2 separate regions of the Homo sapiens genome follow, and region 2 is linked to region 1. The links are chromatin loops, found by intact Hi-C in ENCODE. Cell type or tissue: HCT116. All regions are shown on one strand. Links, peaks and the distances in the headings refer to the core of each region. The heading gives the core; the rest is flanking DNA. Region 1 has its middle 11 kb from the start of COL6A1. Region 2 overlaps LSS (lanosterol synthase).

Region 1 (2,800 bases), core at 76-2,575:
TCACCCACTAGTTGCCTGAGCTCGGGTCGGGACACAGGCTCCCAGAAGCTCCGTTTTCTCAAGTTGTCAAGAGAATGTCCACTCTGTCGGTGGGAGCTGATGGAGGGAGTAACAGTGACAGAGCTGGGGCTCCCATGAGGCCGAGGTCCACAGGCCCGGGGCTCAGAGACCAGTCCAGATGGACGCAGCACACAGCTGCCAGGGGCCCGCCCACCCAGCCCAGCTTCCCAGCATCTGGTTTCCATTGTCCCCACATGGGAGTCACAGAGCCTGGGGCCGAGTGCCTGGGTAACATCTGGGCTTCTCAGGAACACTCACACTCCCTGGGCCAATCAAACCCCAAAGAGAGGGTGCGGTGGGAACGCGGCTGGTCTGTGGAAAGAGACCTCATCTCCGTTCAGGGCCTCCAGGCCTCAGGGCCATCTCAGTGCCCACCTTACGGAGCTGTGGCTGGAGGCTCTGGGATCAGGACAAACTGGGAGCGAGACGCAGCCATCCCTGCTCTGGGCTGGGTCTGGGGTCCCAGGGTGCCAGCCACAGCCAGGCCGGAGGGCCCAGAGCAAGGCCCTCCCAGGTGCCCGGCCTCTGGAGTCCCCACCCTTGGGAGGCAGAGACCCTCGCGTTCAGCAGGGTGACCTCCGTGATCTAGGGCTCCTGGGCTACTGCCAGTTCCCTCCCCAAACATGTGACCCCAAAAGCATCAGGATCTGAGGGTTGTTTCAGAGCTGGGGGAGGGGTTGGGTGCTCTTTTGCCCTCAGGAGAGCAGGCCCAGTACTCAGTGAGTGCCCAGGGGTGAGGAGGGCTCAGGAGGCCAGCGCCGGGCCATCAGCCTCTGCACCCCAGGGTCTGAACTCAGGGTCTGAGCGAGTCCAGGGCTGCCCTGCAGTGACAGGGAGGGCCGAGGGTGGCAGAACTGGTGATGGTGGCTCTGGAGATGGCGGTGGGGGAAACGGGGGCAGGCAGCCTGGCTTTGGGACCCCAGGCCCCAAGGTCACAGTGACCTGTAGCCTGCTGGGTCCAGATACACAAGCAATTGTCACAGCCTAGCAGCTGGGGGGCTCTAGGAGGGAGGCTGGGGCTGCACAGTGAGGGGCAGTGCGGGGTGTGGGACACGGTTTCTGGAGTCTCTGCTCCCCCAGCCTCGTCCCTGCACAATCGCAGGCCCCCTCCTCCCCTCCCACTGAAGCTCACTCCAGACAGCTAGGTTGACAGCTGGGTGGGTGCCCCTGGACCCTGAGGCTGGTGAGGCTCCTGCGGACGCCATGGAGGGATGGTCAGGGGCGCCCTCTGCTGCCCATGGGCACCAGTGCAGGACGGTCCCCCGAGGGGCCCAGAGCCAGCACTGTCCCCTTTCCGTGGCCTCCCCGCTGGCCCCAGATGCCTGGGTCCACCGGTGCCTGGGAGACTCTGGCGAGGCTTCCGCTGGGGTCAGTGGATTTGCCACCCCCTCTCTGTCCTGACCCTGCCGGAGGCCAGTGAGGGAGCAGCTGGAACAGGGAGCCCTCCAGGCCTGCAGGCAGCGGCTTCCCTTGGCTGCAGGGACTGGGTGGGAGCCGGAGCCTGGCCCGGAGGCTGTGGGGTGCAGGAGGTGCGAGGAGCCCTAGGCCAGGGTCACAGCCCAGGTAGGAGGCATCAGGGCCTCCGTGGTCGTTGTTTTCAGCAGAGACCTCGGGGGAGACGCAGTGCCTGCCAGAGCCCACTGCAGTGGTCGGCTCCAGTTGCCCCAGGCCAGGCTACGCCTGGGCGTTTCTCCAGGTCTCCTGAGAACCCCTTTCCCCTGATAATGGGAACAATCCCCTCACCTTCCCCTTTGCAGAGGCAGGAATGGTGCTGGCTCACTGTTACATTATTCTCTTACCTCTTTGTCTCCTTTAATTTGACCTTTCCTGACCTTGACGTTTTTGAGACGTTTAAGCCACTTATTCTGTAAAATGCATCTCAAGTTGGGCTTGTGGGGCCGTTTCTCATGACCAGGTCCAGGCTGTGTGTTCCGGCCGGAATTCCACAGTAGTGCTGGGGGCCCTCGGGCGGGAGTCAGAGGCTGCTGCTAATGGGAGCTTCGATTTAGGGCAGCTTGAACCTGTGCTCCCAGGTGGCTGTCCTTAAGCTCTGGGCTCCAGTAAACTCTATGCTTAATCATATTTTCTGAGTCTGGTAATTTAAGACGGACAATGATATCCCTGTCTATCATCCGTCTAATTTTGTTATTCATCTATTGACCTCCAGCTACCATCCCTCAGTGTACTGGGGCTGCTGTAATGAAATGCCATACCGTGGGAGGCTTCCATAACAGAAACTAATTTTTTCATAGTTCCGGAAGCTAGAAGTTCAAGGTCAAGGTGCTGTCAGGGTTGGTTTCTGGTGAGGCCTCCCTCCCTGGCTTGCGTACAGCTGCCTTCTCATTTCTTCACATGGCCTCTTCTCTGTCCACTTGCAGAGAGAGAACAATCTCTGTGTCTCCTCTGAGAAGGACACCAGTCCTGTCAAATTAGAACCCCACCCTTATGACCCCATTTAACCATAACTACCTCCTTACAGGTCCCATCTCCAAATGCACTCACATTAGGGCTTAAGGGCTTTGACATATGAACACGGGAGGGACACAGTCAGTCTGTAACACCACTGACCCATGCACACCTGTGTGTCTGCTTGGCTGCCTTCCCGCCACTGTAACACCTTTTCAGAGAGTGGAGACCAGACCCCCACCAGCCACAGTGTAATTGTCTATTTGCTGCATCCGAGAATACACAGAAAGCAGCTTCAGGGTTGCTAATCCCTACCTGTGTGAAAAGCAAACCT
Region 2 (2,800 bases), core at 117-2,616, 240 kb before region 1:
TGGGGGCTGCTGTGGATCTGGACGAGACCTTGTCCCTGGAGGCTGCTGTGGGTCTGGAGCGGAGCCTTGACAGGGCTGTCTCTCCTGCAGATCTCGAAAACCATCAACATGCTTGTGCGCTGGTATGTGGACGGGCCCGCCTCCACTGCCTTCCAGGAGCATGTCTCCAGAATCCCGGACTATCTCTGGTGAGTGTGGCTGGGATATGCTGGCGGGGCCTCTCACGAAGACTGGATCTGAGCCCCAGCTGCATCCCAGTGAGGGGGCCCCCACGGTGCCATCTGGGAATACTGCCAGGGAATACCTCCAGGAACCAGCAGTGTCAGGGCTTGTGGAAGCCACTGAGGGTTGTCTTTGAATTGGAAGATTTGCCACCCAGTGGAAGTGTGGGGTGTTCCCAGAAGGTAGAGTGAGGAAGGGGGTGGTAGGTAGCAGGGCAGGTTCAGGTTGGCATCAGGAGGCCTGTGGACAAGGGGAGCTTGTCAGCCATGGACTGTGCCCTGGAGGTGGGGCCCCTGTCATGGAGGGCAGAGAGCCGTCCCATGGTGGGAAGCTTCCGCTGTACAGGCCTCTTCCTCTGGTGCCTCAGCACTGCACGAGGGCGGCAGGGCTGGCACAGCCTGGGGTCGGGGAGCCTCCCGCTGCCCCTTGCCTTGGGTGTGGCCCTTCTGGGTGAGTGTGTCCTGTTTTCCATAGAGTGTGGCCCTCACCCCCAGGAGCCCAGCAGCCCAGCTGGGGTGGCATCCAGGCCAGTGCCAGGCCTCGGGAGGGGACAGACGGCCTCTCTGGGACCCTCCTGAGTGCAGGGTCTGGGTAGCAGCTGGGCTTCCAGCTTTCTCCTTGCACCTGACTTGGGCTTTTTTCTCCTCACAGGATGGGCCTTGACGGCATGAAAATGCAGGTAAGGGCTGCGGGACTGCGGCTGCATGCTTCCTTTGCAATCATGTCTCCCCTTTATTATTTTTCCTTTGGGGTTCAGAAATAACTCCTCCTGGACCAGGTCCCGGCAGCGTGCGACTAGAGGCTGAGTCAGTTGAGGCCTCTGGCCGTGTCCCTGTGGGTGCTGTTGGTCTCTGTGTGGGTGCCCACCGTTCTCGATGTCTGTCTGCAGCTGTCCTGTTTGCTTTTTGCCCTGATGATCTGAGTGGGCTCAGCTGTGTAACGACAGACCCAGAGCTGCAGAAGCTCTCATCTTGTTACTGTGGCAGGAGGTGGCTCTGGTTAGTGGGGGCTTCTCCTCCATGCACTCTTAATTTAAGGGGCTTCTTCTTAAAGGTCCTGGGTGGACAGGACAGGAGCCTGGAGGACCGTGGTGGCGTGTGGCCGGGCCTGGGAGCTCCCCGTGGACTTGGCCTGAGTGGGCTGGAACCCAGTCATGAGGGGCACCAAGCACAAGGAGAGGGGAGGCCGGTGGATCCTGGCTGACCCTGGTCCTGTCCTGGCTCTGGGGGCCCTGTAGACCGCAGTCCTGTCCGACTGGGCTGAGCCTGCGCCCCTCTGTGCGTGTCAGAAGCCCAGACAGTGTTGCCCTGTGTCTTGTGGTCTAAGGAGGGTTACGCCCTGCGGTGCCTGTCTTCTGTCCCCCACCTGATTCAGTGTGGAAATGTGGAGTCTCCAGAGGTGTCCTGGGTGTCACATTTGGGATGGATACACGTGGGCCCAGCACTGCCCGCCCCAGGGCTACCCTTGGTGCCAGGTGCCCCCAGCCACGAGCTTTTACCCAGCTGGCCTTGAGCTCCCCAGAGGCTCCCCGGACACTGTCCGTGTTTTGTGAAAAGGTTTTCAAAACACATGTAAAGTGGAGGTGAGTAGCAAGCCCTAGAGCAGGCCCTGGCCTCCCTGCCCCTCCCTGTCCCCTCCCTGCCCCTCCCTGCCCAGCGCTCCCTCAGCACCGACTCATCAGTGCACCTCAAGCTGATGAGGGCGTCTGTGTTTTGACAAAATTGCTCTGAGGTTGTCACACCCAACAAACTTATGACGGTTCCTGAGTGTAGTCCTCACGTTGTGGCTGGTGTTTGTGAATCAGGATTCAGGCCAGGCCTGCACAGGCCTTCAGTTGTTGGTCTTTGAGCTCCTGTTAGTCCAGCCGTCTCTCGTGGTCTCTTTTCTCCTCCTGGAAGGTTTGTTCCTGAAGGGCTTCACATTGCAGATCTGACTGGTTGCTTCTTATGTTCCCTGAGTTTTTGTAAACTGGCCAGGCCCTGAGGCTCGATCCCATTGTGTTTCTTTGGCGAGAATGCTTTTCTGGTGGTCCCTGCCTTGTCCCTCCAGTGCACGATGTCTGGATGCCTCTGCCACACACCACCCCCTGCCCAGTCCCCATGTCTGTCTGGTCAGTGCCCAGCTCTGTCTCACTAGGGTTTGGTCACCGGCCCTTTGAACTGAGACCAGGCTGTGTACCTGTGAGCCCAGCTCGGGGTGAGATTTGAGGTGGAGCCTTCCCAGCCCTGTGCAGAATTCCCATCACCTCCAGGTGTACTCAGAAATGGGGATCATTGGCCAGGTGCGGTGGCTCACGCCTGTAATCCCTACACTTTGGGAGGCCAAGGTGGGCGGATCACAAGGTCAGGAGATAGAGACCATCCTGGCTAACATGGTGAAACCCCGATGCTACTAAAAAATACAAAAAAAATTAGCTGGGTGTGCTGGCAGGAGCCTGTAATCCCAGCTACTCCGGAGGCTGAGGCAGGAGAATGGCGTGAACCCAGGAGGCGGAGCTTGCAGCGAGCTGAGATCACGCCACTGCACTCCAGCCTGGGCAACAGAGCGAGACTTCATCTCAAAAAAAAAAGAAATGGGG

The links. Peaks named below come from ENCODE experiments on the same cell type or tissue, not always from the same donor. Only the 100,000 strongest peaks of a DNase experiment are listed, where the experiment ranks them.
Region 2: it touches region 1 in a loop (10-fold over the local background); 41 of 110 quality-filtered maps call a loop at or near these places.

What each region holds. Positions count from the first base shown.
Region 1 is chr21:45,969,317-45,972,116 of GRCh38, reverse strand. No RefSeq gene overlaps it. Among named protein-coding and RNA genes, the nearest start is that of COL6A1, 11 kb to the left of the region's middle. RefSeq lists a silencer at 1,408-1,702. In HCT116, for the core only: a CTCF peak has its summit at 1,289 (motif pointing left); a DNase peak (open chromatin) is centred at 1,310; H3K27ac peaks cover 363 bases.
Region 2 is chr21:46,211,126-46,213,925 of GRCh38, reverse strand. LSS (lanosterol synthase) reads left to right here. Exons shown (of 22, transcript NM_002340.6): 10 at 91-188; 11 at 874-901. Among named protein-coding and RNA genes, the nearest start is that of LSS, 16 kb to the left of the region's middle. In HCT116, for the core only: no CTCF peak of the experiment used is centred there; no DNase peak of the experiment used is centred there.